2 separate regions of the Homo sapiens genome follow, and region 1 is linked to region 2. A link is a contact called in ENCODE Hi-C data. All regions are on one chromosome and are shown on one strand. Each heading gives the region's core, a stretch centred on a gene start or an enhancer-like site at or near the end of the contact. The rest is flanking DNA. Distances are from core to core; before and after follow the strand shown. Region 1 overlaps RUNX1 (RUNX family transcription factor 1). Region 2 has its middle 26 kb from the start of RCAN1.

The links. A loop is a pair of places that touch in the nucleus more often than their neighbours do. Pooled maps may share reads with other maps.
Region 1: a loop to region 2 is called in a pooled map, with 7 times the contacts of the local background. The contact joins two enhancer-like sites. A Hi-C loop is called at or near these places in 3 of 37 single-sample maps with no recorded cell type and 6 of 50 pooled maps.

The regions. Positions count from the first base shown.
Region 1 is chr21:34,984,152-34,989,252 of GRCh38, forward strand. The region is part of intron 2 of RUNX1 (RUNX family transcription factor 1); the gene reads right to left. Among named protein-coding and RNA genes, the nearest start is that of RUNX1-IT1, 53 kb to the right of the region's middle. RefSeq lists an enhancer at 3,219-3,268. Within about 2 kb of position 3,005, at least 8 of the 41 ENCODE cell types and tissues checked have a DNase peak (open chromatin) inside an H3K27ac peak, as active enhancers do.
Region 2 is chr21:34,637,978-34,643,356 of GRCh38, forward strand. No RefSeq gene overlaps it. Among named protein-coding and RNA genes, the nearest start is that of RCAN1, 26 kb to the left of the region's middle. RefSeq lists enhancers at 2,282-2,481, 2,512-2,621, 4,350-4,399, 4,410-4,459, 4,720-4,839. Within about 2 kb of position 2,379, at least 2 of the 41 ENCODE cell types and tissues checked have a DNase peak (open chromatin) inside an H3K27ac peak, as active enhancers do.

The DNA.
Region 1 (5,101 bases), core at 1,755-4,254, 350 kb after region 2:
GAGAGAAGAGAGCCTGGGACAGGGTCTAGGATGTATTTGGAGTAAGAGAGAAGGAAGAGTAGCTAGAGAAAAAAATGTGGAAAAAGCAGTGATAATAAGATAACAGAAGAAATCATCACAGTGTGAAAAAGCAAGGCCAAGGATGGATAATTTGTTCTTGGAGGATGAAGTGGCCTAGACTATAAGCCCCAGAGTAGCAAATCAGTTAGCAAAGTGGCCAATCTCAGTATGTCATTGTGCACCAGAAGGTCCCATATGAGGGCAGAAAAAAAACTATAGAACTATACACAGTCTTCCATATAACTTATCTGTGGGGGAGGCCACTGCAATAGCTACGGCTCTTTGGTGCGCTGTGGAGGAAAAATGGTTTGAGATTCACTATTTCAGAGGAAGTGGTGGCAAAAGGAAGAAGAGAAAGAAGTTGGTGGCTTGCAGAAATAGCAGAATCAAAAAGAAGAGTATTTTAAGACAAGAGAAATGCCCAGCCAGTGGAGAGAGACCAGGAGTGGAGAGGAGAGAAGTGCAGGAAGGAAAAGAAGGGAATGAAGGGTTGATGGAACAGTTCTAGAGGAAGCTGGAGGGCTTGAGTGCAGAAGCACAGTTATGTGGCACATGTCTGCAAAGTAGTTGGGCAAATACAATGTCCATCAGAGAGAGGTCACATGAAGATGCAGATAGACCCCGTCATGTGAAGGAAGGAAGTGATCAGGTACTTTCCATAGAACTCATTTCTCTTCTCAGGAATACAGGGGTGACAGGATCTTCCCAGAGGACAGGCTGCATGGTATGGGGGTCAGGGCTGGCAGCCCAGGCCAGGTTTGGAATAGCCCCAAAATATATAGCATGGTAGGAGGTTGTGCATGGATATATTGAGTATTCAGTGCACAGGTTAGGATGAAAAAATTGTGTCAAAGTAGTTATGTGATTCCAATAATACTTAGAAGACTTAGAACAAGAGCAGAGAAAGTAAGTGGTCATCCTGAGTTAATAAATGAAGGTAAAGAACTTAGCACTCCATTGAAAGGTACAGTAATTTAATATTGATATTAGATTGATGGGTCCTTCATTTCCCTATGGTCTCATCATAGTTTCTTGCAATAGGGATGACAGAGCAGGGAGTAATAGGCTGCCAGCAGGACCTCAATGGAGTGACCCAGTCTTGGGTTCAGGCCCATCGGGGCAGAACTAGGTTTGTCAAAGGGTGCTTGCTGACTGGCTTGGAGAGCAGAGGTAGCCAGAGGTGTCTGGGGTCACCATGAAGACGGCAAGTACAATCTGTAGGAGTGGAATAGGCAGGGAAGGAGTAGAAGCTGTGGATGGAAGAACATTCCAGAATGTGAGATCTTGGAGATGACACGATTTTTTCTCTGAAAGCTCTCAGCCCATGGTGAGCATTAAAACACTCTCAGGGCAACCACACACCAATCCCTATACTGACCCCTACTCCAAATGTTTAGGGTGGAGCCCTTTGGGGATACCATATGGGGGTTTCTTTAATATTCCTCAGTGGACTTGGCTTCCTTTCTCACAGACAGACAGGGACTGTTATGAATGGGGTACACACCTATTTTATTCACTCATATTTTATTATCCTATATTATATTATTATAGTCATTTCACTGCCACCAACATTTCCTTCTCCAACGATGTGGTATGCGGTGTAACAAATGGTTTTAGAGAAAGTGTCTGGTGGTCTATCAACAACTCTGACCAGACTTTTTTTTTTTTTTTTTTTTTTTGAGACAGGGTCTCACTCTGTCACCCAGGCTGGAGTACAATAGCACGATCATGGTCGCTGCAGCCTCAACCTCCTAGGCTCAAGAGATACTCCTTGTCTCAGCCTCCAAAGTAGCTGGTACTACAGGCATGCACCACTACACTGGGCTAATTTTTGTATTTTTTGTAGAGATGGGTTTTGCCATGTTGCCCAGGCTGATCTCGAACTCCTGGGCTCAAGGGATCCCGCCTCAGCCTCCCAAAATGCTGGGATTTCAGGTATGAACCATTGCACCCAGCCCAGACTGTTTTGGCTGATCATTTATGTCCCTAGATACTGTCCACTGTTTCACCTTCCAGTCTGCCTTGCATTAACTTTCAATGCTCTTTCCATCAAATCACACTGGGTCCTATGTCAAAGGCTGGCACTGTTTGTTTCCTCAAACCTGAAAGTTGAAAGGTCAAGATTCAACATCATGCACCAAGAGTTTAGTCTGTGGAGGAGGTCTCAAAATTGAGGATGGAATAACTAACTCCACAAGATGGGGGCAGGGAGCAGGAGATATGTGGCATTTAGCAAAAAAGCCATGGTTCCCTATGTGTCTCCCAAATATCCACATCTACCTAGAACCTCAGGTTGTCACGCTTTTTGGAAATAAGGTTTGTGTAAATGTGATTTGTTAAGATGAGGTCATACTAGATTAGGTTGGCTGCTAAATTCAATGATCAGCATCCTTATAAGAAGAGGAGAAGACACACAGGGGTACACAGAGAGATGCCATGCGAAGACAGAGGCAGAAACTGGAGTAATGCAAAGATGACTCAAGGGATGTCAAGGGTTGCTGGGAGTCACCAGATGCTGGGGGAAGCAAGGAAGGATCCTCTCCTGGAGCCTTCAGAGGGAGCACAGAAATGCCAGCGCCTTGATCTTGGAATTCTAGCCTCTAGGGCTGTAAGAGAATACATTTCTGTTGTTTTAAACCACACAGTTTGTGGCAATTTGTTATGGCAGCCACAGGAAACTAACACAGTCCCCTAACCTCAACCACTGAGCTTCACTGACTAGCTGGGAAGTTTCTCCCAGGAGGCCATGTTGTCCCTGAAGCCAGTCCCAATGGGACCGACATGATTGACAGGCCAGGGAAGCCTCACCCCACAAGGCTGCATGCCCAGGTAAGTGTGTTTCTTGCACCGCCCTTGCCATGACAATGGCTTGTTCTGACTTACGGCTTTGTTACTTTGAACTTCAATCAATGGCTGAAAGAGGAACGTTGTTTTGACTAGGCTCGGGGTTTCTAAACTCCCCACTGTGTGGTTTCCAGGTCAGACAGTCAGGCTTTGTTCTGTGAATCATTGCTGAAAGATTCAATTAAATCTCGCTTCGTCCGCCTTGTGGCCAGGGTTTCAGTGACTTAGCAAGAACAGGAGCATGTAGCCAGTTGCTGAGGAAAGCCAGACATTTGAGGGGAGCGGGCTGCTGACACGAGGCAGGGAGCACAGAGATCTTCGGGGCTCCAGACAGCGGTGAAGAATGAAGTCCCCAGGCGCCCAGCTTCTTGGCTGAGAAGGCAGCTGTTGATTCCTGACATACTAATTTAGGACCCGAAAGAGAAAGTGAGGGGGCTTTGTAAAATCACTTAAAGGAGGCTGAATGTCAAGGGGGAGATGAGCCATGTGTTAGCACCACTGTCCTTTTCACGCAGGCATGAGAAAGAATCACAAATGTGAGTCTGGTTGAGATCTTTATGGTTAGGAGGCCTCCTTTGAAGTCTGACATCGCTAAAAAAATTCTCATAAAACCAAAGAGGGGGAAAAAAAGAGCATTTTATCCTAGCTAGGAGAGCACCAAAGTATGTGGAAAGGAGAAAAGGCTACAGCCCTCTGCAGAAACAGGAATTCGGCAGAACCCCAAGTCACTCAGAAAAGAGAAAATGAAAGACAAGATTTCTTGAAGTGCCTGGAAAATGCTAGCTTCGTGTGCAGACTTGCTCTAGAGGGGACAGTCTTGTGTGATGCCAGAGATCCAGGCTGATGAACAACTCCCATCCCCAGGGCACAGGTGGCCTGAAATCACGGAGATTCTTAGAACCTCAGTTTGGTTTCTTATTTATAGAATGAGACAATTCATGCCACCTCTCTTTTCTCTTGCAGGATTTTGTGGGGCTCAGAGGAGTTGCTGTTTGTGAATTCACTCTGTAAATTTCTAGCATCCTATAATTGTAGACAAGTCAGTATGCGCCCCTCCTCAAGGCTGGGCTTAGGATCCCAAGACATCCCTATTGCCTGCACCACATCGGGTGCCAGCTAAGGTAGAGGAGGGGTGCCAAGGAAGATCAGAGAAGCCCAGCTCCTGGTGCCCCTGGGGTCAGTACGGTCCTTCTTCCCTTGTATCTGCAAAGGACTTGTGGACACAGCCGGGGGAAACATGGTTGCTAAGAGACTGGCATTGCTGCACTTTCGAGGACACCAGGCGTGTAGTCTCATCTTTCATCAACATTCCTGGGGCTGCTCCTTTCATACATGAGCCCAGAAGGACCAGGGCGGTGCAGATCCCAGGGAAGGGGATGGCAGGGCTCAGCTGCCCAGCCTGCTGTCCTGCTGTGGCTCTGTGCTGCAGCATCATCTAGTACTTTCAAAAACTGTGCTGTGGGCACTCGCCTCGGCTCCTGTACAACTGTCCTTCCCATCTCCATCTGCCAAACTCATTCTTACCCCTAGGACCTGCTGAGATGCTGCCTCTACCATGAAGCCATCCCTGAGAACAGTAGCTTGTTATTTCTACTGCTGCTTCCAGCTTTGATTGGCTCTTCCCTACTCATCCCCTCACCTGACATCCGGACAGTGTGTGCAACAACTTATTATGATTATTATTGGGATGGTCTCCTCCGGCACCCATAATCCTGTCCTGAGTGAGCACCCTGCACATGAGGTTGTTTGAGAACACTGGCTGAACCTGTCAACAGTTGGTGGATTCTGATCCAGTAGCTGATAGTGGGCAGGAGAATAGGGGTGTGGCTTTCCAGGCTCTGAGGCCCCCACATCCTCAAAGGGAACTGAGATGATCCCAATAGGTGCAGGTTCAGGCAAAGTGGAGAGATCCAGAACATGTGCCTTTGGCTGGCCCAGATCTCTCTCTCTCTCTCTCTCTTTTTTTTTTTTTAGATGGAGTTTCACTCTGTTGCCCAGGCTGGAGTGCAATGGCATGATCTCAGCTCACTGCAACCTTCACCTTCCACGTTCAAGCGATTCTCCTGCCTCAATCTCCTGAGTAGCTGAGATTACAGGCGCCCGCCGCCACACCCAGCTAATTTTTGTATTTTTAGTAGAGACGGGGTTTCTCCATATTGGCCAGGCTGGTCTTGAACTCCTGGCCTCAGGTGATCTG
Region 2 (5,379 bases), core at 1,129-3,628:
TCCCTGGTGGGTTAGTCCTGCAGTATTGTTTTATGAGTCTTTCCTGCAGGCCTCTTCTCTAGCCTGCTTCTTTGACCCATGTGAAGGTTTTGTGAGCACACTACTCCTATATGAAATCCATTTCTGCTTAAAATAGTTAGAGTGGTTCCTGTGACTGCAAGGGAACCTTGCCTGAAACAGATGGAACTATCAAGCCCATCATACAGATGCATACCTGAAAAAATGAATGGCTACTCAAGGTCATAGAGGTTGTGATGTCTCAGCTGGTGTTTGAACCCAGGTATGACCTCAGTGAAGATGAGGAAGGTTGGTCCACAAAAATGGCATTGTATCTGGACCAAAGTTGAGAACAGGATAAACTGGTAAAGGGAAGACAGAACAGTGTGGGGATGGGAACACTAAGAGAGTAGATGGGCTGGGTTCAGTGACTCACGCCTGTAATTCCAGCCCTTTGGGAGGCCAGAGGATCACTTCAGCCCAGGAGTTTGCGACTAGCCTGGGCAACATAGTGAAACCCCCTTTTTATTTAAAAAAATAAAAAGGAGGAGAGAGGTGGAGCAAGATGGCAGAATAGAAGGCTCCACCCATCATCCACCCAGCAAGGCACCAATTTAACAACTATCTCCACACACATAAAAAAACACCTTTGTTAGAGCCCAGAATCAGGTGAGCACTCACAGTACCTGGTTTAAAAAACAAAAAAATTAGCTGGGTGTGGTGGTGCGCACTTGTGGTCTCAGCTGCTTGGGAGGCTGACATGGGAGGATCCCTTGAGCCCAGGAGTTTGAGGTTAGAGTGAGCTGTGGTCGTGCCTTTGCATTCCAGCCTGGGCAACAACGAGAGACCCTGTTTCAAAACCAAAAGGGAGAATGGATTACCACAGGGGCTCGACATGATCAAGTCAGTTTAGTAGGAACGACATGTGAGGCATGGCCCGGTCACAGGCATGAAGGTTCAGAATATAGCCTGGAGTACACATGTATCCCTCTGGGCCAGGCAGAGGCTTCACATCTTGGTGAAAGGCCTGGTCGCACTTTCTCTGGGTTTCAGATGGACTGTTAATGCAAAGTTGTTTTTGTGTTTTTGCAAATCCCAGGAGCTGGTGGATGGGGATGGTGTGACCCTGTTGGAACCTGCTGGCTGGCAGCCCTCCTTCAGAGAGACACCGTTTGGAAATTACCAGAGGCCTAGAGCACCAACCCCTCCCCAGACCTTGGAAGAATTCACCATGATCCCCTGGTAGGTTCAAGTCCACAGAGGATGGATTCTGAAGGGGAACATGCAAACCCATCAGCACCAACCCAGAGCTGTTGTAATAAGTCATCACTCCTGGGGCAGGGAGACTTGACTCTTCCCCTGATGATTAGGAGTTTTGTTGTCTTTTGATGTTCCCAGGCCAGATGCCACAGTTAAATTAGCAAAAGAACTCAAATAACCCTGAATAGAAGAAAGAGGAGACTCTCGTTATGATGCACCAATGATTGGTAAAGGTGACTTCCCACAGTGCTGTTTTGTTACAGGGCAATTTGCCAGGGTTGTTGAGGCCACCATGTTACTCCCAGCACTACAGTGAGATATATATATGTACTTACTGGAAGATCTGCAATAGTGTAAGATGTACTATTGCCTCTTTGAGCTTTTGGACAGATGTGTGGCTTTAAGAACTGTTGTGCACCCTGCGCCAGACAGCCAACTCATCGGAGACCCCGAGGAAACAGTCAGTCAATTGGTAAAGGTGACCATACATATCCTTATTCCCATGGGAATTCAGGTGCTTGGTTTATCAGAGTAGATTGTCACTAAAAATGTCCAAACTCTCTGATCATCTTTTTTTTTCACCCTCACCACCCCCATGTTGATTTCAGACTTCTAGTCTCTGGAACTGCAAGATAATAAATTTCTGTTTTTTAAAAAAATTGTGGCAAAATATATATAATATTTATCATTTTAACCATTTGTAAGCATCCAATCCGGTGGCATTAAATACATTCCCAGTGTTGTGTAACCATCATCACTATCTGTACCTAAAATATTTTCCCCCATTGTTAACTCTGTACTCATTAAACAACAGCTCTGCCTCTCCACCCCGCCAACCCCTGCCCCTAGTAACTTCTATTCTACTTTCTATCTCTATGAATTTGACTATTCTAGGTCCCTCATATAAGTGCAGTTACAAGACATTTGTCTTTCTGTGCCTGGCTTATTTCACTTAGCACAATATTTTCAAAGCTCATCCATGCTGCAGCATGTATCAGAATTTCATTCCTCTTGATGGCTAAACAATGTTCCATCGCATGTGCATACTACATTTTGTTATCCATTTAACTGTTAATGGACACTGGGGTTGTTTTTACCTTTTGGCTATCGTGAATAATGTTGTCACAGACGTTGGTGTGAAAATACTGGTTTGAGTTTCACTTTCAGTTCTTTTGGATATATACTCAGAATTAGAGTTGCTGAGTCATAGGATAATTCTATGTTTAATTTTTTGACGAACCACCAAACTTTTCTACAGCAGTTGCACTGTTTAATATTCTATTTTATTTTTCTTTTCTTAAGCAAAAAAGGGAATATGTTGGGCTCATGTAACAGAAAAGTTTGGGGTGGAACCAATATAGCTTGCTTCAGGAGTCTCTTAATCTCTCTGATCTCTCTCCATCTCGTCCCTGCCCCCTCCCACTGCATGCCTTTCTCAGGCTCCACGTGGTGACGAGATGGTTGCAGCAGCTCACACAACCTGTTCTATTCAAGTTCATGTCCATTGACTCTGTGAGATCATTGGAGAAACTTTAGGGTTCTGGCTTACTAGAAGGGTGACTAGATTCTGGATGGCAAAGAGGACAGTTGTCCCCTACACCTTTCCCACTCCTTTAAATTTCCCCCACCTCAGGACAGCTTCAGCCTCTCCAGCCCAGCTCCATGTCCATAAACCTTCTGGTGTTCAGGAACTCAACTTCTCCATCACTTTTAATTCTTCCTTCTTGCTTGAACTGCACATCCAATCAGTTCCACTGCCCTGCCAATTCTTGCTTTGAAAATAGTTTTTCCTCTGAGTCACTTCCATGGAAAGCATTCATGATTCAGGTCCGCGTAAAGTGGTTACTACAAGTGCCTCAGATGCTGGCAGTGATAATGCATCCTGGGAGGTCTACACTGGTAAAATCGTCACCTAACAGGGGGACGGGCTGTCTGTAGAAGTCTCTAAGATGGGTTGGTCCCTTTGAGGCTGGAAATTAAAAAAAAATAAAATTTAAAAAAAAGTTTTCCTGTATTAGGCTGACTTGTCCCAGAGGCAGCAACAGGCACAGCCCAGACCCAGGAAAGGTCCTAATAATGTTATCTAATGTGCTCTGAAGACTCTCCCAGCACTCCCTCAACATAGAAAAAAAAATTTCCTTTGTTTTATGAAATGAGTTTGTAGGTTCCTCTTCTCTGTAACTAGTGACTTCAAGTATTCTGTTTTCTCTAAGAAGTACAACAAAGGTCATAAGAAGCTTGAGTAGGCCCAAACTACAGCTGCCTGGGCACCATAGTAAAGGTTATAGGATAAGCCCATGCCCAGGCAAAACTAGATAACGGACATCTGGGTTGCTTGGCAACGGTCATGTGCAATCCTGTCTTTGTCCTGCCTCAGTATCCCTGCTTTCATGCCACTGTAAGCTTACTTCAAGCTAGCCCACCCCCTTTTGTAAAGTGTGTATAAAAGTCAGGTGCTGTCTTTGTTCTGGGCCCAGTCTTTTGGACGTTGAGTCAGCTGGGCCCGAGTACACTCAGTAAAAACTCTCCTGTTTCAACCTGAGGTCTCTCTCGTCCTCCTGAATCCTGCACCACCTTCTCCAGATTAATGTAAGCTTGGTCTTAGGAAGTCTCAGTGGACCTACTGAACTTAGGAGAAACCTGTGGCTTAGGCAATATTTAGAACAGCTGAAGAAAGATCAAGGGAACAGCATGGAGTCTAGAATTTTTTTAAAAAGGGAGAAGGTCAGAAAGTGTTGGACACAGCATCTCAGCACCCAGGGCCATTGAGGCTGGCACTGTGTTTTCTGACTTCTCTCATAATCGATGATAAATGCCTCTTTGTACCCCTAGTCCATGTTTTCCAAGAAACCTACTGATTATGAATTGACTTCCCAGATACCTGGATGGCAGAAAAGCAGTGCCTTGGGTGGTAGCCTAGAGTGCCCCGGGATCTGTTACAAAAGTCCATTGCTCAGATCATTAGTAGAGAGGAAAAGGCACCTTGAAGGGCTTGAGAGCAGGTGCAGGGCTCACAGTAAAGCATGGTCCCCACCCACAAGGCAAAGCTTCAGGATGTGAACCCAGACTCATCAGTCACCCACCTGCTGCCTAGTCATGTGTGATGCCTTTGGGGCAGGCTTCCTTCCCTTAATGTGCAGATTCAAGTCCCCACCTGCCTTTGGTCATGTTGTGATTCCTCACAATGTCCAAAGGTCTCAAATCTTTGGCTTGAATGGGCTCACTTCAAAGACCTACAGAGCTGAGCTTGGTATTGAAGCCACAGAATCAAAAGTTTTTGTATCTCAGTTGCAAGACCTGTGAGGCAGAGGTGGTCACTAGAGCCACAGCACGCTAGTGGAACACCAGCCCTGGGACTTTCTCTGTTCTCGCTCACTCCCTCACTTTTCACTTTCTTTAGCCATGGCTGGCTGACAGTGCGTGCAACTTCCAGTCCCTAGGGAACCAAGAAGGAGTGCTCAAACCTACAGCCTCCTGGGTTGGTTCCCAGCTAGGAGAGAGCACCAGCGGCAAGTCCTGCCTGGCTCTGGGTGCTGGGTGCCACCATCACATGTGCCATGGGTGATGGGTGTGGTTGGCTGTGAATGGAAATGCACGTGGTGGAATGATCCCAGGACTCAGCCCTATAGCAGAGACCAGTCTGCACACTTCCTGCCCATGGTGTGGCTGAATGATAGGGAGACAACCACAGTGACCACAGGAATGACTATTACGCCTGGCAATTTATTCAGATATCAGTGAGAGCATTGGATGTCTCTCTAGATGCACGTTAGAGGGTTCAGGCCTATTTTAGTTTATTTTTGAGACTGGGTCCAGTTATGTTGCCCAGGCTGGTCTTGAACTTTTGGGCTCAAGAGATCCTCAGCCTCCTGAGCTGGGATTACATGTGTGCACCACCGCATCTGGCTGGGTTTTTTGTCACAAAAATTGTAGCAAAAGAATTGTACCTATGTTCATTTATTTTACCTTCCAAGTCCTTTTTCCATTACCATTTATGATCTTATAAAATGCCCCCTAGTGAACAAGCCTGGCTGCTAATTTATACCCTTTCCTCTGAAGAGCCCCTCTACGGTAGAAGAGTATTAATGACACTTGCAGGGAAGCATGATGTTGCCATGATAT